Linked DNA regions of Homo sapiens: region 1 is linked to region 2. A link is an interaction called in ENCODE POLR2A ChIA-PET data of the cell type or tissue named here. Cell type or tissue: GM12878. All regions are shown on one strand. Links, peaks and the distances in the headings refer to the core of each region. The heading gives the core; the rest is flanking DNA. Region 1 holds the start of GIPR (gastric inhibitory polypeptide receptor). Region 2 overlaps OPA3 (outer mitochondrial membrane lipid metabolism regulator OPA3).

Evidence for each region. ChIA-PET counts read pairs that join two places held together with the same protein. Peaks named below come from ENCODE experiments on the same cell type or tissue, not always from the same donor. Only the 100,000 strongest peaks of a DNase experiment are listed, where the experiment ranks them.
Region 1: POLR2A ChIA-PET joins it to region 2 with 11 read pairs; 6 of 35 experiments call an interaction of 5 or more read pairs at or near these places.

What each region holds. Positions count from the first base shown.
Region 1 is chr19:45,660,764-45,674,863 of GRCh38, forward strand. GIPR (gastric inhibitory polypeptide receptor) reads left to right here and starts at 7,458. Exons shown (of 14, transcript NM_000164.4): 1 at 7,458-7,535; 2 at 8,714-8,829; 3 at 9,872-9,971; 4 at 10,522-10,629; 5 at 12,088-12,191; 6 at 13,311-13,414; 7 at 13,919-14,063. The coding sequence starts at 8,758. RefSeq lists silencers at 7,343-7,502, 9,932-10,111, 10,142-10,191 and enhancers at 7,883-8,162, 9,575-10,093, 10,094-10,612. In GM12878, for the core only: no CTCF peak of the experiment used is centred there; DNase peaks (open chromatin) are centred at 8,348 and 10,238; H3K4me3 peaks cover 2,310 bases; H3K27ac peaks cover 2,043 bases.
Region 2 is chr19:45,536,294-45,552,124 of GRCh38, forward strand. It overlaps OPA3 (outer mitochondrial membrane lipid metabolism regulator OPA3), which reads right to left. Exons shown (of 2, transcript NM_025136.4): 2 at 9,988-15,831. Among named protein-coding and RNA genes, the nearest start is that of VASP, 37 kb to the left of the region's middle. In GM12878, for the core only: no CTCF peak of the experiment used is centred there; no DNase peak of the experiment used is centred there.

The DNA.
Region 1 (14,100 bases), core at 7,852-12,851, 120 kb after region 2:
CTGAGTCCCCTGTTGCGGGAGTGGGGCGTGGAACTCAGCTGTCTGGGAGGGGCTGAGTTGGGATGGTGCATGCTGTTTCTCGGCCTGAAGTTTTCAGAAGCCATGAGCAACGCAGCTGGAGGGAGCCTGTGCAGCCAGCCCCTTTGCAGACGCTGGGAGACAACAGAGGACCCCAGGAGGGCTGAGGTGGGCAGAAGACCAGGCATCTACCCACCCCTGACTCCTCATCCTGTCTTCAGAAGTCTCACTCTGATGCCCAGCGCTGTGGTGCAGTCTCAGCTCACTGCAATCTCTGCCTCCCAGGTTCAAGTGATTCTCCCACCTCAATCTCCCGAGCAGCTGGGATTACAGGCACGCGCCACTACACCCAGCTAACTTTTGTATTTTAGTAGAAATGGAGTTTCACCATGTTGGTCAGGCTGGTCTCGAACTCCTGACCTCGGTCTCCCAAAGTGCTGGGATTACAGGCGTGAGCCACGGCACCTAGCCTCTCCTCTTTTCTTTTCCCTTCCCTCCCCTCCCCTCCCCTGCCCTTCTTTTCTTTTGAGACAGGGTCTCCCTCTGTTGCCGAGGCTGGAGTATAGTGGTATGATCACAGCTCACTGCAGCCTCGACCCCCTCCCCGGGCTCAAGCAATTTTCACTCAGCCTTTCCATCTCGCAGTTTCTTTTCTGGATTTTTTTTTTTTTTTTTTTTTTTTAGATGGAGTCTTGCTCTGTCGCCCAGGCTGGAGTGCAGTGGCGCGATCTCAGCTCACTGCAAGCTCCACCTCCCGGGTTCACGCCATTCTCCTGCCTCAGCCTCCTGAGTAGCTGGGACTACAGGCGCCCGCCACCACACCCGGCTAATTTTTTGTTTTTTAGTAGAGACGGGGTTTCACCGTGTTAGCTAGGATGGTCTCGATCTCCTGACCTCGTGATCCACCCGCCTCGGCCTCCCAAAGTGTTGGGATTACAGGCGTGAGCTACCGCACCAGGCCTTTTCTGGTTATTTATTTATTTAATTTTTTGAGACGGAGTCTCGCTCTGTTGCCCAGGCTGGAGTGCAGTGGCGCGATCTCGGCTCACTGCAAGCTCTGCCTCCCGGGTTCATGCTATTCTCCTGCCTCTGCCTCCCAAGTAGCTGGGACTACAGGCGCCCACCACCATGCCTGGCTAATTTTTTGTATTTTTAGTAGAGACGGGGTTTCACCGTGTTAGCTAGGATGGTCTCGATCTCCTGACCTCATGATCCACCCGCCTCGGCCTCCCAAAGTGCTGGGATTACAGGCGTGAGCCACCGCGCCCGGCCCTGGTTATTTTTTTGAGACAGTCTGGCTCTGTCGCCCAGGCTGGAGTGCAGAGGCACGATCTCAGCTCACTGCTACCTCTGCCTCCCGGGTTCAAGCGATTCTCCTGCCTCAGCCTCCCGAGTAGCTAGGACTACAGGCGCCCACCACCACGCCCGGCTAATTTTTGTATTTTTAGTAGAGCCGGGGTTTCGTCATGTTGGCCAGGCTGGTCTCCAACTTGTGACCTCAGGTGATCCAGCCACCTCGGCCTCCCAGGGCTCTGGAATTACAGGTGTGACCCACCGCGCCTCTCTGTCTCTCTCCGGCTCAGTCCCTGTTTTCTCTTTCTTGGCTTCTCTCCCTCACCCCCTCTTATCTGTGTCTGTGTTGTCTGTTTGTCTCTGTGTGTGTTTCTCTCTGTCGCTGTCTCTCTCTGTCTCTCTCTCCCCCTCTCTCTCTCTCTCTCTCTGTTTCTTCTAGTCTCTCTCTTGTAGTCTCTCTCTCTTGGTCTTTCTCTTCTTGCTTTTTTTTTTTTTTTTTTTTTTTTTTGAGACAGAGTCTTGCTCTGTCGCCCAGGCTGGAGTTTAGTGGCACAATCTCAGTTCACTGCAACCTCCGCCTCCTAGGTTCAAGCAATTATCCTGCCTCAGTCTCCCCAACAGCTGGGATTACAGGTGTGCACCACCACACCCAGTTAATTTTTGTATTTTAGTAGAGACATGGTTTCACTATGTTGTCCAGGCTGGTCTCAAACTCTTGACCTCAGGTGATCCGCCCGCCTTGGCCTCCCAAAGTGTTGGGATTACAGGCATGAGCCACTGTGTCTGGCCTCTCTTCTTGTCTTTATCTGCCTCCCACTCTAGATCTTTCTTGGTCCTTGATTTCTTTTTTTTTTTTTTTTTTTTTTTTTTTGAGACAGGATCTCACTCTGTCACCCAGGCTGGAGTGCAGTTACGCGATCATCACAGCTCACTGCAGCCTCAATTTCCTGAGCTCAAGCAAATCCTCCTGCCTCAGCCATCCAAGTAGCTGGGACCACAGGCGCACCACCACCATGCCTGGCTAATTAAAAAAAAAAATGTTGAGAGGCCGGGCGCGGTGGCTCACGCCTGTAATCCCAGCACTTTGGAAAGCCGAGATGGGCAGATCACCTGCAGTCAGGAGTTCGAAACCAGCCATGGCTAACATGGTGAAACCCCATTTCTACTAAGAATACAAAAACTTAGCTGGGCATGGTGGTGCGCACCTGTAATCCCAGCTACTTGGGAGGCGGAGGCAGGAGAATCACTTGAACCCAGGAGGCAGATGTTGCCGTGAGCCGAGATCGTGCCATTGCACTCCAGCTTGGGCAACAAGAGCAAAACTCCATCTCAAAAAAAAAAAAAAATTGGCCAGGCGCAGTGGCTCATGCCTATAATCCCAGCACTGTGGGAGGCTGAGGCAGGCCAATCACCTGAAGTCAGGAGTTCAAGACCAGCCTGACCAATTTGGTGAAAACCCAACTCTGCTAAAAGTACAAAAAAAAAAAAATAGCCAGGCATGGTGGCAGGTGCCTGTAATCCCAGCCTCTCGGGAGGCTGAGGCAGGAGAATCACTTGAACCTGGCTCACTGCAATCTCTGCCCTAGCCTGGGCGACAGAGTGAAACTCTGTCTCAAAAAAAACAAAAATTTTGTTTTTAATTCTAGATGACGTGTTGATAGATGCAGCAAACCACCATGGCATATGCATACCTATGTAACAAACCTGTACGTTCAGCACATGTATCCCAGAACTTAAGGTAAATTTTTTTTTTTAATTGGAAAACTGAAAAAAAAAAATATTTTTTTTTTAGAGACGGGATCTGGCTATGTTGCCCAGGCTGGTCTCCAACTCCTGGGCTTAAGTGATCCTCCCATGTTGGCCTCCCAAAGTGCTGGGATTACAGGTGTAAGCCACCACACTAGGCTCTTAGCTCCTTTTCCTGTTTCACACCACCAGCTCATTTCCTCTCCACTGCTTCCCCCTCCCTGCCAGCCTCTCCCTTCCCCCTCTACAGCCTCCCCACCCCTCACTGCCTTCCTCTGTGGAGTGACCTCAGGCCCTCATTGGGGCCAAGGAGAGACTCCCTTCCAACCTAAACTTCTCCCAAGGTGCTGGGCAATCTCAGACCCCCTTCCCTCTCCACTCCAGGACAGGAGCCTTTCCCAGGACCCGGAGGGCACCAGGAATGTGGGGCAGAGAGCGGGGAGGCAGCCTAAGTCCAGGAAGCGAGAACCCTCGCCTCCCCCGAGACTTGTCTCCTTCCAGCCTCTGGTGCAGACCTCATGCCACCCCTTACTCCCTGTCCCTCCTGGGGCCTCTGGGCCTTAATTTCTCCTCTACAAAATGGGCAGACTCGCCTCTGTCCCACTTAGAGTCCCAGGGGAGTGCATGCTCACAAATGTCCATTGTATGATTAATGTGCAGGAATTGGAGTTTGTATTAACAGGAGATGAGAGCTGGGAGCTGGGACTGGGCTCTGAGCCTGTCCCCCACCCCCAGTCACGTACAGATGTTCCCCATATTTAGGGCAAAGGAACAGACTGGAAGTAGAGACAGCAGAGAATGTGTGTGATTCACTGGCGACTGTCATGATGAGACCATGTGAGGCTATGGGTTAGTGTGCAATTGTGACACGATGGTGTGTGTGACCCTGTGTGCACCTGTGTGACTGTGCGTGACTGTGGGAGGTGGGATTGCAGGGTGTGACAAGTCACTGTGACGTGCACAGCTATGGGACAGTGAGGTTGTGTGCGTGACATGTATATGACTGTATGTGACTTGTGAATATGGGTGAGACTAAGGGAGAGTTGTGAGTCTGTATGACCATGTCACTCAGTGTGACCGTGGGGGTGAGGGTGACGGTGTGAGAGTGTTTGCCTCATGACAGTTGGGGAATGTGTGTTGTTGGAATGTGACTGAGGACTCTGTGGGTGACTGTGAAGTGTGTGAGTGTGTGACGGTGTTAATGGGTGTGGTTGCATGACATTGTGTGTGACTTTCAGCTTGTGTCATAAAAAGACTGTATAATAAGACATTAAAAAAAAAAAAGGCCAGGCGCGGTGGCTCATGCCTGTAATCCCAGCACTTTGGGAGGCCGAGACGGGTGGATCACGAGATCAGGAGATCGAGACCATCCTGGCTAACACGGTGAAACCCCGTCTCTACTAAAAATACAAAAAATTAGCCGGGCATGGTGGCGGGCACCTGTACTCCCAGCTACTCGGGAGGCTGAAGCAGGAGAATGGCGTGAACCTGGGAGGCGAGGCTTGCAGTGAGCTGAGATCACGCCACTGCACTCCAGCCTGAGTGACACAGCAAGACTCTGTCTCAAAAAAAAAAAAGAGTCGGGCACAGTGGCTCATGCCTGTGATTCCAGCACTTTGGGAGGCTGAGGCAGGCAGATCACCTGAAGTCAGGAATTTGAGACCAGCCTGGCCAACATAGTGAAACCCCATCTCTTCTAAAAAAAAAAAAAAAAAAAAAAGCCAGCCACAGTGGCTCACGCCTGTAATCCCAGCACTTTGGGAGACTGAGGCGGGAGGATCACGAGGTCAGGAGTTCAAGACCAGCCTGGCCAACATGGTGAAAACTTGTCTCTACTAAAAATACAAAAATTAGCTGGGCATGGTGGCGCGTGCCTGTAATCCCAGCTACCCGGGAGGCTGAGGCAGGATAATTGCTTGAACCAGGACCCGGGAGGTGGAGATTGCAGTGAGCCAAGATCACGCCACTGTACTCCAGCCTGGGCTACAGAGGGAGACTCGGCCAAAAAAAAAAAAAAAATTATTAGCCGGGCATGGTTGCGGGCGCCTGTAATCCCAGCTACTTGGGAGGCTAAGACAGGAGAACTGCTTGAACCTGGGAAGCAGAGGTTCCAGTGAGCTGAGATCGTGCCACTGCACTCCAGCCTGGGCGACAGAGTGAGACTCCATCCCAAGAAAGAAAGAGAGAAAGGGAGAAAGGGAGGAAGGGAGGGGGGAGGGGAGAGGGGAGAGGGGAGAGGAAAAGGAAAGGAAAGTCCTTTGCAGCAACACAGATGCAGCTGGAGGCCAGTATCCTAAGTGAATTAACAAAGGAACAGAAATCCAAACACCAGATGCTCTTACTTATAAGTGGGAGCTGAGCACTGGGTACACATGGACACCAACATGCGAACAACAGACACTGGGGACTCCTAGAGGGGGCAGGGAAGGAGACAAGGGTTAAAAAACTACCCGTTGGGTGCCATGCTCACTACCTGGATGATGGGATCATTTATACCCCCAACCTCCGCATCGTGCAATACACCCCCGTGACAAACCTGCACATGTGCCCCCTGAATCTAAAATAAAAGTTAAGGCCAGGCGCGGTGGTTCATACCTGTAATCCCAGCACTTTGGGAGGCCAAGGCGGGAGGATCACTTGAGGCCAGGAGTTGGAGAACAATATGGCCAACATGGTGAAACCTCATCTCTACTAAAAATATAAAAATCAGCCAGGCGTGGTGGCATACACCTGTAGTCCCAGCTACTCTGGTGGTTGAGGCATGAGAATCGCCTGAACCCAAGAGGCAGAGGTTGCCAAGTTGGCGCCACTGCACTCCAGCCTGGGTGACAGAGTGAGACCCTGTCTAGAAAAAATAATAAATAAAATGAATTAAAATAAATGAATAAATAAATAAATAAAAGTTGAGGCTGGGTGTGATGGCACATCCCTGTAGTCCCAGCACTTTGGGAGGCCGAGGCAGGAGGATTGCTTGAGGCCAAGAGTTGGAGACCAGCATGGCCAACATGGTGAAACCCCATCTCTACTAAAAATACAAAAATTTTAGCTGGGTGTGGTGGCACACACCTGTAGTCCCAGCTACTCGGGAGGCTGAGGCAGGAGAATCTCCTGAACCCTGGAGGCGGAGGTTGAAGTGAGCCAAGATGGCGCCACTGCACTCCATCCTGGGTGACAGAGTGAGACCCTGTCTCAAAAAAAAAAAAGTTGAAATTATTTTTTAATAAAATGGTGGGGCATGGTGGCTCATGCCCATAGTCCCAGCTAGTCAAGAGGCTGAGTTAAGAGGATCCCTTGAGCCCAGGAAGTGGAGGCTGCAGTGAGCTATAATTGTTCCAGTGCACTCCACTCTCATAAATAAATAAATAAATAAAATGTAAAAAGGATTGTATGGGCCGGGTGTGGTGGCTGTCGCCTGTAATCCCACCACTTTGGAAGGCCAAGACATGTGGAACACCTGAGGTCAGGAGTTTGAGACCAGCCTGGGCAACATGGTGAAACACCGTCTCTACTAAAAATACAAAAATTAGTCGGTTGTGGTGGTGTGTGCCTGGAATCCCAGCTACTTGGGAGGCTGCGGTGGGAGAATTGCTTGAACCCAGGAGGCGGAGGTTGCAGTGAGCTGAGATCATGCTTCTGTACTCCAGCCTCAGCAACAGAGGAAGACTCTGTCTCAAAAAAAAAAAATTCTATGTCTGCGAGTAACCACACAACTGCATACTGCGTATATTTATTTCATGACAATCCTTCCTTGAACCCCTGCTCTTAACGATTTTGGGGACCCAGTGGTGACCCAGATGTCCTGGCTCTACCCTCCTGGGCCACACAGGCTAGCAGGGCAACAGTGTTTGTGATGAAACCCGGTGATTGCGTGAATGTGTGGGTGATTGACAGTGTTGTTGGAACTGTGAGACACTGTGAGCGTTACTGTGTGTGTGCAGGAGTCCATAGCCCTGGGTACATGACTGTGTGTCACAGTGGATGACTGTCCACCTGTGAGTGAGAGACTGTGGCTGTCTGGGTGTGACCATGGGACTGTATGGGTGTGACTGAATGTGTGACTGTGTGAGTAACAGCTTGTGAGGTTCTGTGACTGTGCCTTTCCATGGCTCAGCCTATGGGATTGTGTGTGACACTGCATGTTTGATTGAGTGACTGAGGCTCTGGGAATGAGTGGCGGTGGGGGCGGGTACCTGTGGGTGGGACAGCATGAGAGATTGTACACACTTGGTGCAGGGGTCCTCAGGACGATAAGGACAATTCAGTAACTGCCCTCCCTCATGACCTTGATGACTGCCCCCTGCTCGGCTCTCTGCCCCAGAGCTCCCCGCTTCCGTTCCCTGTCCCGCCTTGGCCCCGCCCCCTCCCATCACCCCGGGCTGCCAGCGCCTGTCACCTCTCCCAGAGCCGAGACAAGGCAGTTGGAGGCAGCGGTGGCAGGGGCTGCAGGAGCAAGTGACCAGGAGCAGGACTGGGGACAGGTGAGGGCTCCCCAATCCCAGCCCATTCTCCCTGCCCCCCCTTGACCTCTCAAGTCTCTGGCACTCTCCCTCTCTGCTTCTCTGCCCTGCCTTTGTCTCTCTGTCTCTGTGCCCACCACCATCTCTGCTCATCTCTGTCTCTTGATGTCTCTGTCTGCGTGTTTCCATCTCTGGTTAGCTGCTAGATAACTTCTCTTTCCCCTGCTCTGTCTCCCTCCACGTCTCTGCCTCTTCTTTGTCTCCTAGCCCACATCTGCGTCTCTTTCTCTGTTTGTTTTTCTCTGGTCTCTGGCTGGGGGTCTCATTCTGTCCCTCCGTCTCTGCGCCTCTCAGTCTTTACATTTCTGTCTCTTGTGTCTGTGACGCCGTTGTCTGTCCTTCTGAGGCTCGACCTGAGATCCTCTCTGCTTCCGTCTTTCTCTACGTGGAGCCGCGGGGGCGCGGGTGAGTGGGTGTCGGGCGTTAGACCGATTTCCAGGCATCTGCACATCTAACCCCGGATCTGTCGCTTCTCTAGTCCCTAAGTATTTGGATGCTGGGAAAGGGTTGTTCCACTTACTCTGGGCTTTATCTACCCCCAGCGGGGAAAGTTTTGTAAGGTCAGGTTCCTATGTGTGCTAGAAAACCCTTTGGGCTTGGAGAGTGGGAGCTCGGATGGGCGTTTCAAGTTCTCCACCAGGCTGTGGGAACTCAGATGGGCGTTTCAAGTACCCCACTAGGGGGTACTGAAAACCTTCAAGTTTTTCAGTTCCCCATAGAAAAGGGGTCTAGGCTGACGGTTTCTACCCCCTCCTCTCCAAGGCGGTCCCCGGGTTCCCAGGAGTCTGTAGGTCCAGACTTCGGTGACACTGACACTTCCGCCCAGCGTAGCTCTAGGGCAACCGCCCGCTCAGCAAACACCCCCCCCTTCCACCTTTGCTGCCCCAACAACAGTCAGGGGAGGCCGGGGAATCACTTAAGGGGCCCCGCCCACCACCGGAGTTCCACCCACTCCGCGTGCCTCTCCCTCCCCCCAGATCATCACGCCTGGGAGTTGCGGGAGCGGGTGCGCTGCCTCGGAGTCCCGCGTGTATACGGCTCCCCAGCCGTCTGCCCCTGTGTGTGAATCCCTGAGGCGGGGTGACGCTGGGGTTGGAGTAGGAGGGCAGAGGTGCTGACCTTGCCCTGGGACCCTCCAGGCCTGATCGCCCCTGCACGAACCAGACCCTTCGCCGCCCTCACGATGACTACCTCTCCGATCCTGCAGCTGCTGCTGCGGCTCTCACTGTGCGGGCTGCTGCTCCAGAGGGCGGAGGTGAGGAAGCGAGGAGCCAGAGGAGCTCCAGGCTTGGAGGGAGGTATGGGGACGGTTTTAGGGCTTCCGTCGTCAGGGCGCTGTCGCTCACGCCTGTAATCCCAGCACTTTGGGAGGCCGAAGCGGGTGGATCACTTGAGGCCAGGAGTTCGAGACCAGCCTGGCCAACATGGTGAAACTCCCTCTCTACTAAAAAAAATACAAAAATTAGCCGGGCGTGGTGGCGGCCGCCTGTAATCCCAGCTACTCGGAAGGCTGAGGCAGGAGAATCGCTTGAGCCCGGGAGGCAGAGGTTGCGGTGAGCCGAGATCGCGCCACTGCACTCTAACTTGGGTGACAGAGTGAGACTCTGTCTCGGGGTGGGGGGGGGAGGCTTCCCTCAGCGCAAAGAGAGTTTCAAGACTGTCCCGCTTGCCCAGATTCAAGTTGTTGGGTGGTGGTTTGTTTGTTTGTTTCGAGACGGAGTCTCACTCTGTCACCCAGGCTGAGATGCAGTGGCATGATCTCGGCTCACTACAACCTCCGTCTCCCGGGTTCAAGCGATTCTCCCGCCTCAGCCTCTCGAGTAGCTGGGACTACAGGCGCACTCCACCATGCCTGGCTAATTTTTGGATTTTTAGTAGAGACGGGGATTTCACCATGTTGGTCAGGCTGGTCTCGAACTCCTGGCCTCAAGTGATCCACCCGCTTCGGCCTCCCAAAGTGCTGGGATTACAGGCGTGAGCCACCGCGCCCGGGCCCAGATTCGAGTTTTGATTATCGTTTCCACTCCCTTTTCTTCCCCCAACAAGTCCTCCTGATAATTTCCAGCCACCCCCTCCCCAATTTTCTTGAAGGTTTTCAGTCTCCCATAGCAACTCCAGTGGGTGGCTTCCAGGCACCCCACCCCAAGACTTGGAACTGGTTTCCAAGCTACCCAAGACTCCCGAACAACACGCAACAGACCCTCAAAGTCTCTCTGGGGCGCTTCTGGGCCACATGGACCTAGCAGCCTGGGAGCGGGGGTCGGTCTGGGGGGGTCCTCCCTTCTTTCTTTTCCTAGACAGGCTCTAAGGGGCAGACGGCGGGGGAGCTGTACCAGCGCTGGGAACGGTACCGCAGGGAGTGCCAGGAGACCTTGGCAGCCGCGGAACCGCCTTCAGGTGTGACCAGGAGGGCTGGGGACGCGGGGAGGACCTGAGGCTGAGAGGGGTGGGCTTGGGATGGGCCTTGGGCTGACGGGCGGGGAAGAAATCTCGGGGCGCTGTGGGCTGGAGAGGCCCGGGGACTGACCTGAGCATGGTGGGAACTGGGGCGGGACCACGGTTCCTGGGGGAGGCCTGGGAGGAAGCTTGAAATGGGAGGAGCCTTGGGCGGGGCCTGCACAGAAATAAACCTTGAAGGGGGCGGGGTTTGGGATGGAGACTGGGAAGGGCCCTTCCGGGTGGGACGATCTGGGGCGGGGACTTGTTTGGTGGGAGGAGCCCAGAGTGGGGCCGGGAGGAGGGGCGGAGCTTTGAGGCTGGTGGGAGGAGCTTGTGGCCGAGCCGGGACGGAACGCCCTCCGAGTGGGCGGGGCTAGAGCCGGGCTTGGTGTGGCCGGCGGAGAAGCACTTGGCCCACTGCGGAGAAGCACTTGGCCCACTGCGCAGTAGCACTTGGCCCACTGCGCAGTAGGTCCACTGGGCACCTGGCCCCCGTGCCCACCCCCAGGCCTCGCCTGTAACGGGTCCTTCGATATGTACGTCTGCTGGGACTATGCTGCACCCAATGCCACTGCCCGTGCGTCCTGCCCCTGGTACCTGCCCTGGCACCACCATGGTGAGGTGCTCCCTGGGCCCGGAGCCCTCCCCAGACACAAACAACTGCTAACCTTTGCCCCCAGACACCTACATCCGAGTCCCACAGCTCACCTGCACCCCTCTCCTGCTCCTCTTTGCCCCCTACTCCTTTCCGGCAGGCTGGGTTTCTCCTGTCTGTCCAACCCTGCCTATCTCACATAACGCAGCTTCTCTGTCTCCGTATCTCTTTCTATTTATTTATTTGGAGACGGAGTCTCGCTCTATCGCCCAGGCTGGAGTGCAGTGGGATGAACTCGGCTCACTGCAACTTCCGCCTCCCGGGTTCAAGCGATTCTCCAGCCTCAGCCTCCCGAGAAGCCGGGATTACAGAAGCCGGGATTACAGGCGCGCGCCACCACACCCGGCTTTTTTTTTATATATATATTTTTAGTACAGACAGGGTTTCACCATGTTGGCCAGGCTGGTCTCGAACTCCTAACCTCAAGTGATCCGCCGGCCTTGGCTTCCCAAAGTTCTGGGATTACAGGCATGAGCCACCGCGCCCGGCCACCACAGGATTCTTATTTTGTCTCCTTTTCCTGAGTCTGTCAGTCTCTGGGCATCTTAACCTAACTAGCTATGTCGCCTCAGACACTTTATTTATTTAACCTATTTTTTTCTTTTTGAGACAGAGTCTGGCTCTGTCACCCATGTGGTGGCAGCATCATAGTTCACTGCAGCCTGGGAACTCCTGGGTTGAAGCGATCCTCCCGCCTCAGCCTCCCAAATAGCAGGGACTACAGGCGCACGCTAACACACCCAGCTAATTTTTTTTAAAAAATTGGCAGTGACAGAGTCTTGCCATGTTACCCAGGCTGGTCTTAAACTCCTGGCCTCAAGGGATCCTCTCACCTCAGCCTCCCAAAGCGCTGGGATTACAGGCCTATTTAACTTTTGTTGTTTTTGTTGTTGTTGAGACAGAGTCTCGCTTTGTTGCAAGGCTGGAATGCAGTGGCGTGATCTCGGCTCACTGTAACCTCACCTCCCGGGTTCAAGCGATTCTCCTGCCTCAGCCTCCTGAGTAGCTGGGACTACAGGCGCACGCCACCACACCCAGCTAATTTTTGTATTTTTAGTAGAGACAGGGTTTCACCATGTTGGCCAGGATGGTCTCGATCTCTTGACCTTGTGATCCACCTGTCTTGGCCTCCCAAAGTGCTGGGATTACAGGTGTGAGCCACCACGCCCAGCCTTAACATTTTGTACCTCAATTTTCCCATATGTAGAACTAGGTTAAGGATATTACTAATTCCATGGGCTAGTATGAATATTAAATTAATACAAATAACATGCCATATAAGGGTTTATCATCATCATCATCATCATCATCATCATCACCACTTCGGCTCTCTCCCTCTCTGTTATTGTCTCACAGTTTGTCTTTCTGTATTTATCTCTTTCTCTGTGTGCCTTAATTCCCTCTCTTCTTTCCCCACAGTGGCTGCAGGTTTCGTCCTCCGCCAGTGTGGCAGTGATGGCCAATGGGGACTTTGGAGAGACCATACACAATGTGAGAACCCAGAGAAGAATGAGGCCTTTCTGGTAAGAAGAGGTGAGGGCTTCAGGTTAGGAGTCCAGGGAGAGATGGAAAGGCAGTAGATTCAGGCAGGGCCTGAAACCCCTTGGACTGTTCAGACCTCTGGGTTGTAAGTGAGAGAAACTCAACTCAGACTTGCTTCAAAGAGAGAAAGATGTACTGCCTTCTGTGATGGAAAAGAATAAGATGGCCGGGTGGTGTGGCTCACGCCTGTAATCCCAGCACTTTGGGAGGCCAAGGAGGGTGGATCACTTGAGGTCAGGAGTTTGAGACCAGCCTGGCCAACATGTCAAAACCCCGTCTTTACTAAAAATACAAAAATTAGCTGGGCATGGTGGTATGCACCTGTAGTCCCAGCTACTCAGAGGGCTGAGACATGAGAATTGCTTGAACCCAGGAGGCAGAGGTTGCAGTGAGCCAAGATCGTGCCACTGCACTCCAGCCTGAGTAACAGAGCGAGACTCCATCTCAAAAAAAAAAAAAAAAAAAAAAAAGAATGCTGTAGTTGGGCCAAGGTCAATGGCTCATGCCTATAATTCCAACACTTTGAGAAGATGATTGCTTGAACGCAGGATTTTGAGACCAGCCTGGGTAACATAGTGAAACTCCATCTCTACAAAAAATATAAAAATTTGGCCAGGAGTGGTGGCTCATGCCTGTAATCCCAGCACTTTGGGAGGCCAAGGCGGGCGGATCACGAGGTCAAGAGATTGAGACCATTCTGGCCAACATGGTGAAACCCCGTCTCTACTAAAAATACAAAAATTAGCTGGGCATGGTGGCACGCACCTGTAGTTCCAGCTACTCTGGAGGCTGGGGTGGGAGGATCGCTTGGGCCCTGGGGGGCGAGGCTGCAGGGAACCATGATCCTGCCAGAGCACTCCAGCCTGGGCAACAAAGCAAGACCATGTCTCAAAAAAAAAAAAATCTCTGGTTGGCTGGTCACATGCCTCGTGCCCTGGAGCTGAAGGGTGGAGTCAGCCCTTCTCAAATAAGGGTAAGCAGTTCCCCAAGATAAAATAGGGTATTTGGGCAGAAACAAAGAGCAGAGGTCCTTCCAGTCTCTCTCTGGGCCTGGGGCTTCGAGCCAAGCCTTGTTCCCTTCCCCTTCTTGCCCCGACCAGGACCAAAGGCTCATCTTGGAGCGGTTGCAGGTCATGTACACTGTCGGCTACTCCCTGTCTCTCGCCACACTGCTGCTAGCCCTGCTCATCTTGAGTTTGTTCAGGTGGGACCTTAACCCTGAGTGGTGGCGGCAGAGATGTGAGCTCGGCCTCAGTTTGTCCAGTAAGATGGGGTGGTCTGTTTCCACCAGGTCCAGCTATCCACTGGTGGTTCTATGGGGAGCAGTGGGGGTGGTTAAAGGAGCTCTGTGTGGCCGGGAGCGGTGGCTGATGCCTGTAATCCCAGCTCTTTGGGATGCCAAGGCAGGAGGATCGCTTGAGCCCAGGAGTTTGAGATCAGGCTGGGCAATATAGTGAAACCTTGTCTCTACGACAAATAAAATTAGCTAGGCATACTGGTGGTGCACCTGTGGTACCAGCTATAGGGGGGCGCTGAGACAGGAGGATTGCTTGAGCTCAGGAGGTTGAGGCTGCAGTGAGCCCTGATTGTGTCACTGCATTCTAGCCTGGGTGACAGAGTGAGACCCTGTTTAAAAAAAAAAATAGAACTCTGTGTGGCTGAGGACAGCTCTCCAGGGGCCCCCACACTGCCTTCCAAATTCCCCTAGGCGGCTACATTGCACTAGAAACTATATCCACATCAACCTGTTCACGTCTTTCATGCTGCGAGCTGCGGCCATTCTCAGCCGAGACCGTCTGCTACCTCGACCTGGCCCCTACCTTGGGGACCAGGCCCTTGCGCTGTGGAACCAGGTGGGCATCCTCCTTCCGTTCCTCCAAATGGGAATCT
Region 2 (15,831 bases), core at 9,870-14,869:
AGCACTCTGGGAGGCTGAGGCAGGCGGATCACATGAGGTCAGGAGTTTGAGACCAGCCTGGCCAACATGGCAAAACCCCGTCTCTACTAAAAATACAACAAAAAATTAGCCAGGCATGGTGACGGGTGCCTATAATCCCAGCTACTAGGGAGGCTGAGGCAGGATAATTGCTTGAACTTTGGAGGCAGAGGTTGCAGTAAGTCAAGATCGTGCCACTGCACTCCACTCTTGGCGACAAGAGTGAAACTCTGTCTCAAAAAAAAAAAAAAAAGTGTATGGAAACACAAAGGGCCAAGAATAGTAATACTGAAGAGAAAAACTGGAGACCTTACACTACCAGATATAAAGCTATCATAAAGCTATAATCATCAAAACAGGGTGGCATTTCCACATGAATAGACAGGCCAGTGGTAAAGCGTAGAGAATCCAGAAATATTCACACATGCACAGTCATATGACTTGTGACGAAAGTGACACTGTAGTGCAGTGGGAAAAGAATGGACTTTTTAAGACACGTTGGATCACTTGAATATTCACAGAGAAAAAAATAAACCTTAACATCTACCTCACATAATACACAAAAATTAATTCCACAGGGATTGTAGATCAAAATATGATAGACACAAAAATAACACTTTTAGAAAAAAAAAGTAGGAGGCTGGGTGTACTGGCTCATGCCTATAAACTGTGCTTTGGAAGGCCAAGGTGGGAGGATTGCTTCAGAGAAGGGGTTCAAGACCATACTGGGCAACATGGTGAAACCCCATCTCTACAAAAAATAAAAAATTAGCCCGGTATGCTGGTGCACCTGCCACCATGCCAGGCTAATTTTTAAAAAACTTTTTAGTAGAGATGGGGTTTCGCCATGTTGGTCAGGCTTGTCTCGAACTTGTTTTTTGTTTGTTTGTTTTTTGAAATGGAGTCTCGCTCTGTCGCCCAGGCTGGAGTGCAATGGCGCAACCTCAGCTCACTGCAACCTCCGCCTCCCAGCTACTCAGCAGGCTGAGCGAGGAGGATCACTTAAGCCCGAGAGTTGAAGGCTGTAATGAGTTGTGATGGTGCCACTGCACTCCAGCCTGGATGACAGAGCAAGACTCTGTCTCAAAAAAAAAAAAAAAAAAAAAAAAAACAAGAAAAGAACTTTCATTCTTCAAAAGACACCAGCAAGAGAGGGAAAAGGCAAATCATAGACTGGAAGAAGCCATTTGCAATACATCAATCTGACAAATAACTCAAATTTAGGACATACAGATACCTCCTGCCAATCAAAAGGGGAAGGGTAGAGAACCTAGTGGAGAAGGACTTGACTCACAAAAGAGGATGGTATCTTTTTCTTTTCTTTTATTTTCTTTTTTTGAGATGGAGTTTCGCTCTTGTTGCCCAGGCTGGAGTGCAGTGGTGCGATCTCGGCTCACTGCAACCTCTGCCCTCCGGTTTCAAGCGATTCTCCTGCCTCAGCCTCCCGAGTGCCAGAGCAGGGAGGGAGAATGACGAGACTAAACTGTAGCTTCAGCTTTCTCTCTTTAAAAACCAAAGCAAAGAGGACAAAATGTTCATTTCTATTAATTCTAAGTGGTGGGTACAAGGTTATTCATTATATTGTTTTCTGTATGTCTGCAATATTTCATAATATATATGTTTTCAATAAAAATTAGCTGGGTGTGGTGGTGTGTGCCTGTAGTCCCAGCTACTCAGGAGGCTGAGGCGGGAGGACTGCCTGAATTCAGGAGGTGCAGGTTGCAGGTTGCAGTGAGCTGAGATGGTACCACTGCACTCCAGCCTGGAGGACAGAGCTAGGCTCCATATCAAAAAAAAAAAAAAAAATGCCACCTGAAAAAAAAAAAAAAAAGATTCTAGCTAGCTATGGAGTCTCACACCTGTAATCCCAGCACTTTGGGAGATCAAGGTAGGAGGATTGCTTGAGACCAGGAATTTGAGGGCAACATAGTGAAACCCCATCTTCACACACGCACACAAAATAGCTGGGTGTGGTGGTGTATGCCTGTGGTCCCAGCTCATCAGGAGGCTGAGGGGGGAGGATTGCTTGAGCCTGGAAGATCAAAACTGCAGTGAGCTGTGATTGCACTACTGCACTACATCCTGGGCAAAAGAGTGAGTCCCTATCTCAAGAAAAAAGCAAGTGAGGCCAGGCACGGTGTCTTACACTTGTAATCCCAGCATTTGTGGGAGGCCGAGGTGGGCAGATCACTTGAGGTCAGAAGTTCGAGACCAGGCTGGCCAACATGGTGAAACTACCTGTCTCTACTGAAAATACAAAAATTAGCCAGGTGTGGTGGCGTGTGCCTGTAATTCCAGTTACTTGGGAGGCTGAGGCAAGAGAATTCCTTGAACCTGGGAGGCGGAGGTTGCAGTGAGCCAAAATTGTGCCATTGCACTCCAGCCTGGGCAAAAAAGTGAGACTCCGTCTCAAAAAAAAAAAAAAGAAAAGATGCTCAACACATTAGTTAGTAGAGCAATACAAGTCAAATTCACAATGAGATGCCATTTCCCAGCCACTGGAATGGCTATAGTCAAAACAGTGAACAACCACTAATGCTTCCAAAGTTTCTGTATTAGTCAGTTTTCACACAGCTATAAAGAAATTCCTGAGAATGGGTAATTATAAAGGAAAGAGGTTTAGTTGACTTACAGTTCTGAATGGCTGGGGAGGCCTCAGGAAACTTACAATCATGGCAGAAGGCAAAGGGGAAGCAGGCACCTCCTCACAAGGCAGCAGGAGGGAGAAGTGAAAGGGCAGGAAAAACTGCCATTTTAAAATTCATTAGATCTCATGAGAATTCACTCATTATCAGGAGAACAGCATAAGGGAAACCACCCCCATGATCACTTCCCTCCCTCAACACATGAGGATGACAACTCGAGATGAGATTTGGGTTGGGACACAGAGCCAAACTATATCAGTTGTAGGGTAACAAAACTCTCGCATGTCACTGGCGGAAATGTAAAATGGTGCAGCCACTTTGGAAAGTAGTTTGGCAGTTTCTTAAAAAGTTAAACATAGGCCAGGTGCAGTGGCTTACACACCTGTATTCCCAGCACTCTGGGAGGCTACTCATCGCTTGAACCCAGGAGTTCAAGACCAACCTGGGCAACATGGCGAAACCCCTTCTCTACAAAAACATCACAAAAAAGTTTTAATATTTTTATTTTTTCTGCCACGCTCGGCTAATTTCTGTATGTTTTGTAGAGATGAGGTCTCACTATATTGCCCAGGCTGGTCTCAAACTCCTGACCTCAAGCTATCCACCCACTTCTGTCTCCCAAAGTGCTGGGATTACAGGCATGAACACTACACCCAGCCAAAAAACACAAAAATTAGCCGGGCGTGGCGGTGCATGTCTGTAATCCCAGCTACTGGGCGGGGGTGGGGCTGAGGTTGCAGTGAGCAGACAGCGCGTCACTGCACTCCAGCCTGGGCGACAGAGCCAGACCTTGTCTCAAAAAAAAAAAAAAGGAATGAGATATTCATGCAATAAAATGGACCATGCATTGTATGACTCCATTTACATTAAATGTCCCAAATAATGCAATCTATTAAGGCAGAAAGTAGATCAGTGATTTTTAGGGGCTGAAGGAAGGAGAATGGAGAGTCACTGCAAATGAATGTGAGGGATCTTTTGGAGATGATGGAAATGTTCTGAAATTGGAATGTGGAGATGGTTGCATAACCATGTCAGTTTACTGAAAATCATCAAATCGTACTCTTAAAATGGGTGAGTTTCGGCCAGGCGCAGTGGCTCATGCCTGTAATCCCAGCACTTTGGGAGGCCGAGGCAGGTGGATCACGAGCTCAGGAGATTGAGAGCATCGTGGCCAACATGGTGAAACCCCGTCTCTACTAAAAATACAAAAATTAGCCGGGTGTGGTGGCGTGCACCTGTAGTCCCAGCTACTCGGGAGGCTGAGGCAGGAGAATCGCTTGAACCCAGGAGGCAGAAATTGCAGTGAGTCAAGATCGCACCACTGTGCTCCAGCCTGGGTGCCAGAGCGAGACTCTGTCTCAAAAAAAATAAAAAATAAAAAATAAAAAATAAAATAAAACAAAGGGTGAGTTTCATGGTGTGTAGATTATGCCTTGCTGTTTAAACAAACAAACCAGGCCAGGACACGGTGGCTCATACCTGTAGCCCCAGCTACTTGGGGGGTTGAAGTGGGAAGATCGCTTGAGCCTGGGAGGTTGAGGCTGCAGTGAGCTGTGACTGCACCACTGCACTGCAGCCTGGGTGACTGAGTAAGACCCTGTCTCAGAAAGAAAAAAAAAAAAAAAAAGGGGGCCAGGCACGGTGGCTCATACTAATCCCAGCACTTTGGGAGGCTGAGGCGGGCGGATCACCTGAAGTCAGGTGGGCGTGGTGACAGGCGCCTGCAATCCCAGCTACTTGGGAGGCTGAGGCAGGAGAATCACTTGAACCTGGGAGGCGGAGAATGCAGTGAGCCAAGATGGCACCACTGCACTCCAGCCTGGGTGAGAGAGAGAGACTCCGTCTCAAAAAAAAAACAAGCAAAAAAGCCAGAACACCGGGGTCCAGGACCTCTCTCACTGGAATTGGCAAATGCTGTCATGAATCATAGGCAGGATGGGTGGGGGTTCACAGTCTCTATGCTGGGCCCAAGTGGATCCCACCAAACTCAGGACCTCAGGAATGAATGTCTGTACTTCTGAGGTTTTTGATTTTCCAGCATCTAAACCCCTCTGTTGCATTGGGGAAGCGCCATTGCTGTTAGTCTGAGTCAGGAACAGCCTGCAACAGAAACTGGAGAAACCCATGGCTTCCCCATATGGGGACTGTTCTCCCACAACCAGAAGGCTGCCATACAATGTCACTGGGAACCCAGGCTCCTTCTCGTTCAATCCCTACCCTCCTCATTATGGGGCTTTTAGCCACATGCCCAAAAGATGCCTGCTGCCCCTCGGCATCACAGCCTCCTTCTACACAGGAGGTGAGGGCAGGGGGTGTCAGAGGAAGTGTGTGTCTAATCTGTCACTTTTTATGGAAAAGCCACTAGATTTTACAGAGCCCCCATGCCACATAGCCATCCTGTACTATAGGGGGGTCTGGGAGGTCCATTGTTCTTGACTGGATACAGAGTCACCCCTCATTTAATTGGGGCCTGGTGTAGCGGCTCAGGCTTGTAATCCCAGCACTTTGGGAGGCTGAGGCAGGAGGATCATCTAAGTCCAGAAGTTTGAGACTAGCCTGGGCAACACAGGGAGACCTGGTCTCTACTAAAAAATAAAACAAAATAAATAAGAGAAATTTTTTTTTGGAGAAAGAGTCTCAGTCTGTTAGCCAGGCTGGAGTGCAGTGGTGCAATGATGGCTCATTGCAGCCTCGACCTCCTGGGCTCAAGCAAACCTCCTGCCTCAGCCTCCTGAGTAGCTGGGACTATAGGCACACACCACCACACCTGGCGCATTTTAAAACATTTTATAGAAACAGGGTCTCACTATGTTTCCCAGGCTGGTCTTGAACTCCTGGGCTCAAGCGATCCTCCCACCTTGGCCTCCCAAAGTGCTGATATTACAGGTGTGAGCCACCACACCCAGCCTGAACCTGAAATCTTGGGGAAGGCTTCAAGGATACGAAGAGACCCCTAGGATCCATGTTAGGGTGTGGAGTAGGTCCACGGCAGTGGTAGGGGGTGGTACCCATGGTGCTGACAGCCCTCTGACCTTGGAGTCCCTGAGTGCTTCATGCTCGCTGCAACCCAACAGACAGGCTCCTTGCTGGGAAGTGGCTGCCCAGCCAGGGACTATAGTTAGGTGCAGTTAGGTGTGGTCAGGGCACCGAGTTCTAGGAAAAATAAGCCAGCCAAGTGAAGCCGGCTACTTCCAGCCCTGGTCCATATGAGCCATGCTGTGGTCCTCATGAAGACCACCCCAGGGTGACCTTGAAATAAACACACTGAAGATGGCAGAGCTGCAACAGCCTGAGTCCCTGAATGACTGTGTGGAGGAGGGCTGCCCTGCCAACCTGTTCCCGGCTAGTACAGCCGTGCACTGCTTAATGACAGGGACACATTCTGAGAAATGCATTGTTTGGTGATTTTGTCATTGTGCAAACATCACAGAGTGGGCTTACACGAACCTAGATAGTGTGGCCTGCTACACACCTAGGCTATGTGGTAGAGCTTTCTGCTCCTAGGCTATAAACCTAAACAGCATGTGACTGTACTGAAAATTGCAGGAGTTGTAACACAATGGTAAGTACTTGCGTGTCTAGACACATCCAAACATAGAAACGGTACAGTAAAAATACGGTGGTATCATTTTATGAGACCACTGTTGTATATGCGGTTTGTTGTGGACAGAAACCTCATTATGTGGTACAGTACTTCACTGTTTTTTTGTTTTTTTTTTTTTTTTTTTTTTTGAGACGGAGTCTCGCTCTGTCGCCAGGCTAGAGGGCAGGCAGTGGTGCGATCCTGGCTCACTGCAGCCTCCAACTCCCTGGTTCAAGTGATTCTCCTGCCTCAGCCTCCAGAGTAGCTGGGACTACAGGCACCTGCCACCACGCCTGGCTAATTTTAGTACTTTTAGTAGAGACAGGTTTCACCATGGTGGCCAGGATGGTCTCGATCTCCTGACCTCGCAATCTGCCCACCTTGGTTTCTCAAAGTGCTGGGATTACAGGTGTGAGCTATCATGCCCAGCGCGTGACTTCACTGTTTTGTCTTATTTTGTTTGTTTATTTATTTATTTATTTATTTTTGAGACAGGGTCTCACTCTGTCGCCCAGGCTGGAGTGCAGTGGCATGATCTCGGCTCACTGCAACCTCCAACTCTCCAGCTCAAGCAACCCACCCACCTCAGCCTCCCTCGTAGCTGGGACTACAGGAGCATGACACCATGCCTGACTAACTTTTGTATTTTTGAAGAAATAGCGTCTCTGTATATTGCCCAGGGGCTGGTCTCAAACTCCTGGGCTCACGTGATCCTCCAGCTTTGGCCTCCCTAAGTGCTGGGATTACAGGCATGAGCCACCACAACTGGCCTATTTTTATTTTTAATTTTTTTTTTTTTGAGACAGAGTCTCGCTCTGTTGCCCAGGCTGGAGTGCAGTGACGTGATCTCGGCTCACTGTAGCCTCCAACTCCTGGGTTTAAGTGATTCTCCTGCCTCAGCCCCCGGAGTACCTGAGATTACAGGCACACGCCACCACGCCTAATTTTTGCATTTTTAGTAGAGATGGAGTTTCACCACGTTGGTCAGGCTAGTCTCGAACTCCTGACCTCAAGTGATCTGCCCACCTTGGCCTCCCAAAGTACTGGGATTACAGGCGTGAGCCACTGCGCCCAGCTGTATTTTAATTTTTATAATTTATTTTTATTTGTAGAAGAGGAGTCTTGCTATGTTGCCCAGGCTGTTCTCTAACTCCTGAGCTCAAGCAATCCTCCCGCCTCAGCCTCCCAAAGTGCTGGGATTACAGGTGTGAACACTGCAACTGGCCAACGTTACTATTTTAGGAGCAAGAAGTAAACTCGTTCACTCAATATCATTACACATATGGGGTCTCTGTTACAGCATCGGCATCTCTAACTGTAAACCTCTCAAGGTTCCTGCTGGTTTTCTTAGCCTCCAGTGAGCTACCTGATATCCTTCCAGTAAGTTCTTTTTCTGCTTCAGTTAGCCCAGGAAGGTTCCTGTTGCTGGCAATGCAGAGTCATTTTGCAACCGTTCACTCTGTGCTAAGCAACTTCCTAAGTGTTTTGCATGTATTAATTGATTCACTTTCATAATAAACTTACAAAGGAAGTTCTGTTATCAGGCACAAGATACCCAGTGACTTGCCCAAGCTCATCCAACTGGTATGAGGCAGAGCTAGGGATTGATTCCAGGCATTTTGGGATCTGAGCCCATGCCCTTCCCATGATGCTTCACTGCTCTCGAGACAAATGATCTAAGCCTAAAAAGACTGCAAGCTACATGCACGTTCATAGCAGCCCTATTCATAGCCACCACGCGGAGGAAACAACCCCAACGTTCAACAGATGTATGAATAAACAAATTGTGGTCTAGCCTCACAATGGACTATTATTCAGCCATAAAAAGGGATGATGGGGGCGGGGCACGGTGGCTCACGCCTGTAATCCCAGCACTTTGGGACGGCAAGGCAGGCAGATCACCTGAGGTCGGGAGTTCGAGACCAGCCTGGCCAACACGATGAAACCCCGTCTCTACTAAAAATACAAAATTCGGCTGGGCACAGTGGCTCACGCCTGTAATCCCAGCACTTTGGGAGGCCGAGGCAGGTGGATCACCTGAGGTCGGGAGTTCGAGACCAGCCTGACCAACATGGAGAAACCTTGTCTCCACCAAAAACACAAAATTAGCCGGGCGTGGTGGCACACACCTGTGATCCCAGCTACTCAGGAGGCTGAGGCAGGAGAATCACTTGAACCCGGGAGGTGGAGGTTGCAGTGAGCCGAGATCATGCCATTGCACTCCAGCCTGGGCAACAAGAGCAAAACTCCGTCTCAAAATAAATAAATAAATAAATAAATAAATAAATAGGAAATTAACCGGGCATGGTGGCCCATGCCTGTAATCCCAGCTACTTGGGAGGCTGAGGCAGGAGAATCGCTTGAAGCCAGGAGGCGGAGGTTGTGGTGAGCCGAGATCGTGTCATTGCACTCCAGCCTGGGCAACAAGAGGAAAATTCCGTCTCAAAAAAACAAAAACAAAAACAAAAAACAAAAATTAGCCAGGCATGGTGGCAGGTGCCTGGAATCCCAGCTACTCAGGAGGCTGAGGCAGGAGAATCACTTGAACCCGGGAGGCAGAGGTTGTAGGGAGCCGAAATGGCGCCACTGCACTCCAGCCTGGGCGACAGAGCAAGACACCGTCTCAAAAAAAAAAAAAACAAAAAAACAAAAAATAGGAAATCAAGACAAGGCAGGATAGGCCTCTACTTCAAAACAGAGAAAAAAGGGGCTGGATGTGGTGGCTCACACCTGTAATCCTAGCACTTTGGGAGCTGAGGCGAGTGGATGGCATGAGCCCAGGAGTTCCTGACCAGCCTGGGCAACATAAAGAGACCCCCATCTCTACAAAAAATTAAGAAATTAGCTGAGTGTAGTGGTGGCACACCTCTATTCCCAGCTACTCTGGAGGCTGACATGGGAGGATTGCTTGAGCCTGGGAGGCTGAGGCTGCAGTGAGCCGTGATTGCACCACCGCACTCCAGCCTGGGTGACAGAGCAAGACCCTGTCCAAAATGAAACAAACAAATGGAAAAAACAACAACAACAACCAGAGGCTGAGCACAGTGGCTCACACCTGTAATCCCAGCTTAAAAATCTCTTCCCAGAGTAAAAGTTAGTCTTCATGCTGGCCCAAGGCAGCCCACATTATACAGGTTTGTATAATACATACATCATATGTACATGCTTTTCTTTTTTTTTTTTTTTTTTTTGAGATGGAGTCTCACTCTGTTGCCCAGGCTGGAGTGCAGTGGTGTGATCTTGGCTCACTGCAACCTCCGTCTCCTGGGTTCAAGTAATTCTTCTGCCTCAGCCTCCCAAGTAGCTGGGACTACTGGTGTGTGCCACCACGCCCAGCTAATTTTTTGTATTTTTAGTAGAGACAGGGTTTCACCATGTTGCCCAGGCTGGTCTTGAACTCCTGAGATTAAGCAATCCTCCCACCTCGGCCTCCCTAAATGCTGGGATTACAGGTGTGACAGGCCATGCTTTTCTTTAAGAAATAAAATAACGGAGAATAAAAAGTAACGAAGTTGCCCATCACACATAAGAACAATTATTATTCAGAGAAACTTGTTCTAACAAGACATATAATACATAATGTATGATATTAACATATCATCCAATGTGTTATGGAACACACTTAATGGGTTTCATATGTTTATAATATATATTAAGTATATAGAATGCATATATATCTGTAGTTATTCTTCATGAAATGGAATACAATAAAATAGGAAATATTAAACCGGGCTGCAAATATTAAGGGTAATTATTTAATGAAACTTTCATTCCAATGATATGTACATAAGCACATACACTACATATAATAGATGATGTTATGTTACACATGACATAAAATATATATTTTATATTCCATTATATATTGTGTCACATAATATATGAATTATACACTTTTAAAATACATAGAATTGTAAATTATTGTATAAATATGCACACGATGGATTACATAAACTCTGCTTTTTTTTTTTTTTGAGACAGGGTCTCACTTTGTCTCCCAGGTTGAGGTGCTGTGGCCTGATCTCAGTTCACTGCAGCCTTAAACACCCGGGTTCAAGCGATCCTCCTGCCTCAGCCCCCCAAGTAGCTGGGACTACAGGTGTGTGCCACCATGCCTGGCTAATTTTTTGTTTTGTTTTGTTTTGAGACCAAGTCTCACTCTGGCACCTAGGCTGGAATGCAGTAGTGCAATCTTGGCTCACTGCAACGTCCACCTCCTGGGCTCAAGCAATTCTCCTATGTCAGCCTCTCATGTAGCTGGGATTACAGATGTGCACCACCACACCCGGCTAATTTTTGTATTCTTTTTATTAGAGACGGGGCTTCACCATGTTGGGCAGGCTGGTCTCGAACTCCTGACTTCAAGTGATCCTCCCACCTTGGTCTTCCAAAGTACTGAGATTACAGGCGTGAGCCACCGCGCCTGGCCTAAAACTCTGCTTCTTATTGTGGCACGTGGCTGTAGATTGAGGTGGAGGTTCTGAGATCTGCGCGCAGTGGGGGTTACTGCTGAGCACTGGGGTCATTTCCTATGGGGAAGGAGGGAGGGAGGGAGGACTCCACAGAGGGGGAAGCTGAAGCCAGATGTGGTGGAAGCAGAGGCCTGAGTGATCCTGTTGGGGCTCCAGAGCTGGGATGACCTCCACAGTTGTGCCAATCAAGGCAAGGGGCAGCCTTTGCTTGCCTGGCCCCCTCACCTAACTTCTCCCCTCGCTTACTCTATTCCAGGGGATGGTAAACTTTTTCTGTAAAGGGCCAGAGAGTACGAGAGCCCTAGGATCTCTGTGCAAATACTCAGCTCTGTCACTGTACTGCAAAAGCAACTGTGGAAAATATGCAAACGAATGAGCGCCTGGGTTCCAATAAGTCTTTATTTACAAAGACAGGAAGCAAGGGTCCCCTTGATTTGGCCCAAAGGCCTTGGTCAGCGAGCCTCTGCTCTATTCTGACAGCCAGAAACTCTTGCTGTTCCAGGAACAGGCCAAGGCCACATCTGTCCTAGGACTTTCACAGATACTCACAGCCCTCTTCCTATCTCCCTCCATCTGAAGCGCTGCCTCCTCCCTGCCCACCTGTCTAGATCAGCGGTGCCCGTAAGTCCGGAACTCCTACCCTGCCTCCATTCCTCTCAGTCCTCATCACCCTATGCTGGATTAGCTTTTTCCTTTTTTTTTTGAGATGGAGTCTCGTTCTTGTTGCCCAGGCTGGAGTGCAATGGTGCAATATTGGCTCACCGCAACCTCCGCCTCCCGGGTTCAAGCGATTCTCCTGCCACAGCCTCCTGAGTGGCTGGGATTACAGGCATGCACCACCATGCCCTGCTAATTTTGTATTTTTAGTAGAGATGGGGTTTCTCCATGTCGGTCAGGCTGGTCTCGAACTCCCGACCTCAGGGGATTGGCCCGCCTCGGCCTCCCAAAGTGCTGAGATTACAGGTGTGAGCCACCACGCCTGGCCACTCTTTCCTTCTTTATTGCCGGTCTCTGGCACTAGAATGTCAGCTCCAGTGAGGGCCTCTGCTTGCTCCCAACTGGCTCCCAGCTACTAGAATGGAGCCTGGTGCAGTTGATCCTCAGTACACTCAGAGTTGCCATGCTTCTCCTCTCTCTGTCCACACCGACTCCAGCTACAAGCCATTGCCACTGGGGGACCCAAGCCTGCCACTCAGCAACACAGCGACCAGCCCAGGAGTAGCTCCGTGAGCCAATAGATCAGGTTGGGGCTTATGTAAAGCCCATTTTCTCCTGGGGTGGCTCTCAGCCATTTTGCCTCCCTCCAGGCAATGGCCTGCCCTACAGAGAAACCAACAAGAGGGACAGCAGGGCCTGCCAGGAGATGGGAGGGGCACAGCCCTCAGGGCACCTCCCAGGGTTTTGTGAGCTGGGATGAATGGGTTTATAGTCCTGAGTCACTCCAGAGGGAGGATTCCGGATTCAGCCCAGCCCCTGCTTCCTAAACAACTATGGGGTGGGGCAGGGAACACTGGAAAAGAAATGTACGTGTGAGCATCTGTAAGACCCGGTGACGGCAGGGCTGGGGCTGTCTCTGTCACCACTGTGACCCCAGCATAGGGTGGGGCAGAGAGTGGGTAACTCAGTGAGTTTTGTGTTTTATTTTTTTTATTTTTTTTTTTTTTGCGGGAGACGCCCTACCAAGGACACTGGGTCCATGTCCCGGTGCGGGACCACCTCAGTGAGTTTTTTGAGTGAAAGAATAAATAAAGGATATTTTTCCTAAGGTTGACATGGACCTTATTTATTTATTTATTTATTTATTTATTTAGAGATGAAGTCTCGCTCTGTCACCCAGGCTGGAGTATAATGGCATGATCTCGGCTCACTGCAACCTCCGCCTCCCGGGTCCAAGAGATTCTCCTGCCTCAGCCTCCCGAGTAGGTGGGATTACAGGTGCACAACCACCATGCCCAGCTAATTTTTGTATTTTTAGTAGAGACGAGGTTTCACCATGTTGATCAGGTTGGTCTTGAACTCCTGACCTCAGGTGATCCACCCACCCTGGCCTCCCAAAGTGCTAGGATTACAGGTGTGAGCCACTGCGCCCAGTCCCAAGGACTTTTTAAATATGAAAAAAGAATGCATCAACTTGAAGATAATCAGCTTCATTTACAAATTTATTCTAACCCCTCTCCCCAAATTACAAGGTACACAGAATTCTAGCTAGCAGAACACACGAGCAGTGAACCATCCTCTGGCCTCTTGCATTTTGAGAGGACGTTCTTTCCACTTCCACACACTCTGGCCACCCCTGACGCCGCAGTGGGGGAAGTAGATGGCCCTGCTGCCCACGATGACTGGCTGCCTGTCAGGGCAGGGCAGGGCAGGGCTGAGTGCGAAGTCTCTGAGATGTGAGAGCAGCACTCCATCTGGGTCAGGACAGCGCTGGGGTCAGGAATTGGAGCTCCTGCCTGTGTTCACACTCCCACCTCTGTTTTTTTTTTTTGAGTTGAGTCTCACTCTGTCACCCAGGCTGGAGTGCAGTGGCGCGATCTCAGCTCACTGCAACCTCCACCTCCTGGGTTCAAGCAATTCTCGTGCCTCAGCCTCCCGAGTAGCTGGGATTCAGGAATGTGCCAACATGCCCGGCTAATTTTTGTATTTTTAGTAGAGACGGGGTTTTGCCATGTTGGCCAGGCTGGTCTCGATCTCCTAACATCATGTGATCAGTCCACCTTGGCCTCTCAAAGTGCTGGGATGACAGGCGTGAGCTGGCCTGGGTCACTCCCAGTTTTAAACACAGCCCACTCAGGACCCACTCGGTCAGTTCCCTCTGCTCCAGCTTCTCCCCCTCTTCCAGAAGGAACTGAAATGCTGTTTCAGGCCAGGCGCGGTGGCTCACGCCTGTAATCCCAGCACTTTGGGAGGCCGAGGCGGGCGGATTACCTGAGGTCAGGAGTTCAAGATCAGCCTGGGCAACTTGGAGAAACCCCGTCTCCACTAAAATACAAAAATTAGCCAGGCGTGGGTGGTGGGCACATGTAATCCCAGCTACTTCGGAAGCTGAGGCAGGATCATTGGTTGAGCCTGGGAGGTAGAAGTTGCAGTGAGCCGAGATTGCACCACTGCACTCCGTCAGGGTGACGGAGCTAGACTGTCTCCGAAAGAAAAGAAAAGAAAAAAGAAGAGAAAAGAAGAAAAGAAAAGTTTCAGAACCTGTTTCTTGGCTTTCTATCTGGGCAGATCTTGGTCCAGGCCAGTTTTACCTCTTTAGAGAAGGGAGGTGAGGATGGAAGTCGGGGAAAGCCCGGCCCTCCCACTTTCACCTGCAGCTTCCCAAAAGCGGGCCCAGGTGGAATGGTCACCCAGTTTACACAATGCTATGATCTCTGGTGTGATCTGGGGCTGCTCTGAGAGGGGATAGAGAGGGTCTCCCACTATCAACGCCACCTCTGGGATGGTCTGGGCCTCTGTGTAGAGATCGTCACCCTCCCAGCCTCTGCTCAGCCATCGCCTCTCCCTCCTCACTCTGCAGCTGGGGTAATCCAAGCCTCTCACTCTGCCCCTACTACTTCACCACCCTGGGCAGTCAGCCCCTCACTGGCTGTGGCATCTCTGGCAAGTCCCTTTGCTTACCCCTGGCCTTAGTTTCCCCAGCTCATAGGGTGACTCTTGGGCCTCTCCCCATCAGAACCCTCCCAGTTTCCCTCCTGATTTTAATAAGCTCTGTACCCATTGTGGAGATCCACATGGTGGTTCAGGTACAGCCTCAGGATGCCTTCATCACCTTGCAGCTCCTCTAATGAGAGAGCTACAGTCGGAAGGACAGACTGCAGGCTACTGGGACCCACCCCCTCCCGCTTCAGTGGCAGATCCTGGAAGAGAAACCCAGTAGAAAAGGGTGGTTCCTAGACTGTTCCTCTCAGCTAGCAGGAAGGCCAAATGGCCCGCGGGGTTGGCAGGAGTCCCAGGGTACTTTTTTTCTGAGAAAGGGTCTCACTCTGTCATCCAGGCTGGAGTGTAGTGGCGCGATCACGGCTCGCTGCAGCCTCGACCTCCAGGGCTCAGGTGATCCTCCTGCCTCAGCCTCCCAAGTAGCTGGGACTACAGGCATGCATCACCGCACCTGGCTAATTTTTTATTTTACTTTTGTAGAGATGGGGTCTCACTATGTTGCCCAGGCTGGTCTTCAGCTCCTGGGCTCAAAGAGATCCCTCCTGCCCTGGTCTCCCAAAGTGCTGGGATTACAGGTGTGAGCCACTGCACCTGGACGCCAGCGTACTCTTGGGGTGAGGAGGAATAGTGGGCTGAATGGCTTGAATGGTGTGCCCCCAACAGACAAGTCCACATACTAACCCCCAGGACCTGTGCTTATGACAGTTTATTTGGAAAAAGTGTTTTTTCAGATGTAATTAAGGGTCTTGAGGTGGGATCATCCTGAACTTAAGATGGGCCCTAAATGCAATGACAGGTGTTCTTGTAAGAGACAAAATAGAAGAGGGAAAAGGCCATGTGAAGCTGCAGGCAGAGCCAAGGAAGGCCTGGAATCACCAGGAGCTGGAAGAGGGAGCGTGTCCCTGTCAGCACCTTGGTTTCAGACTTCTGGACTCCAGAACTGTGTGAATTAAATTCCTGTTGGACTTAAGCCATCAAGTTCACCACCCAATGGTGATCTGTTATGGCAGTCCAAGGAAATTAATCAAGCAGTTAAGGCCAACTGCTGGCCTAATTGGTAGGATGGGGGTGGGACCGGGGGCTATGGAGGCAGGAGGGTACTGCTACATGAAGACAGGCTGTCGGGTCAGTCCAGAGCTCCGAGGAAAGAAAGCAAGAGCACACAGATTAGGAGACACGGATGGAAGATGAAGGATGTGACAATTGAATCCATGGGCTTGGATTCGACTGGGTCCCTGAGAAATGCTACTGAGCAAGGTGGGGAAGGCAAGAAAGGACATGCCACACAGTACAAGCTCCAGGGACTCTGAGGACAGGAAAATAGGGGGCTGAGGCTGAAGGACAGGCTGGATTAGCCCTAGTTAGGATCAAATTTCCCACCACGGAAAGGGGGGTTGGAGGACATTCACAGAAAAGATCCTGTAGTGCCATTCCAGTGGGTTGTGCCATAGACTCA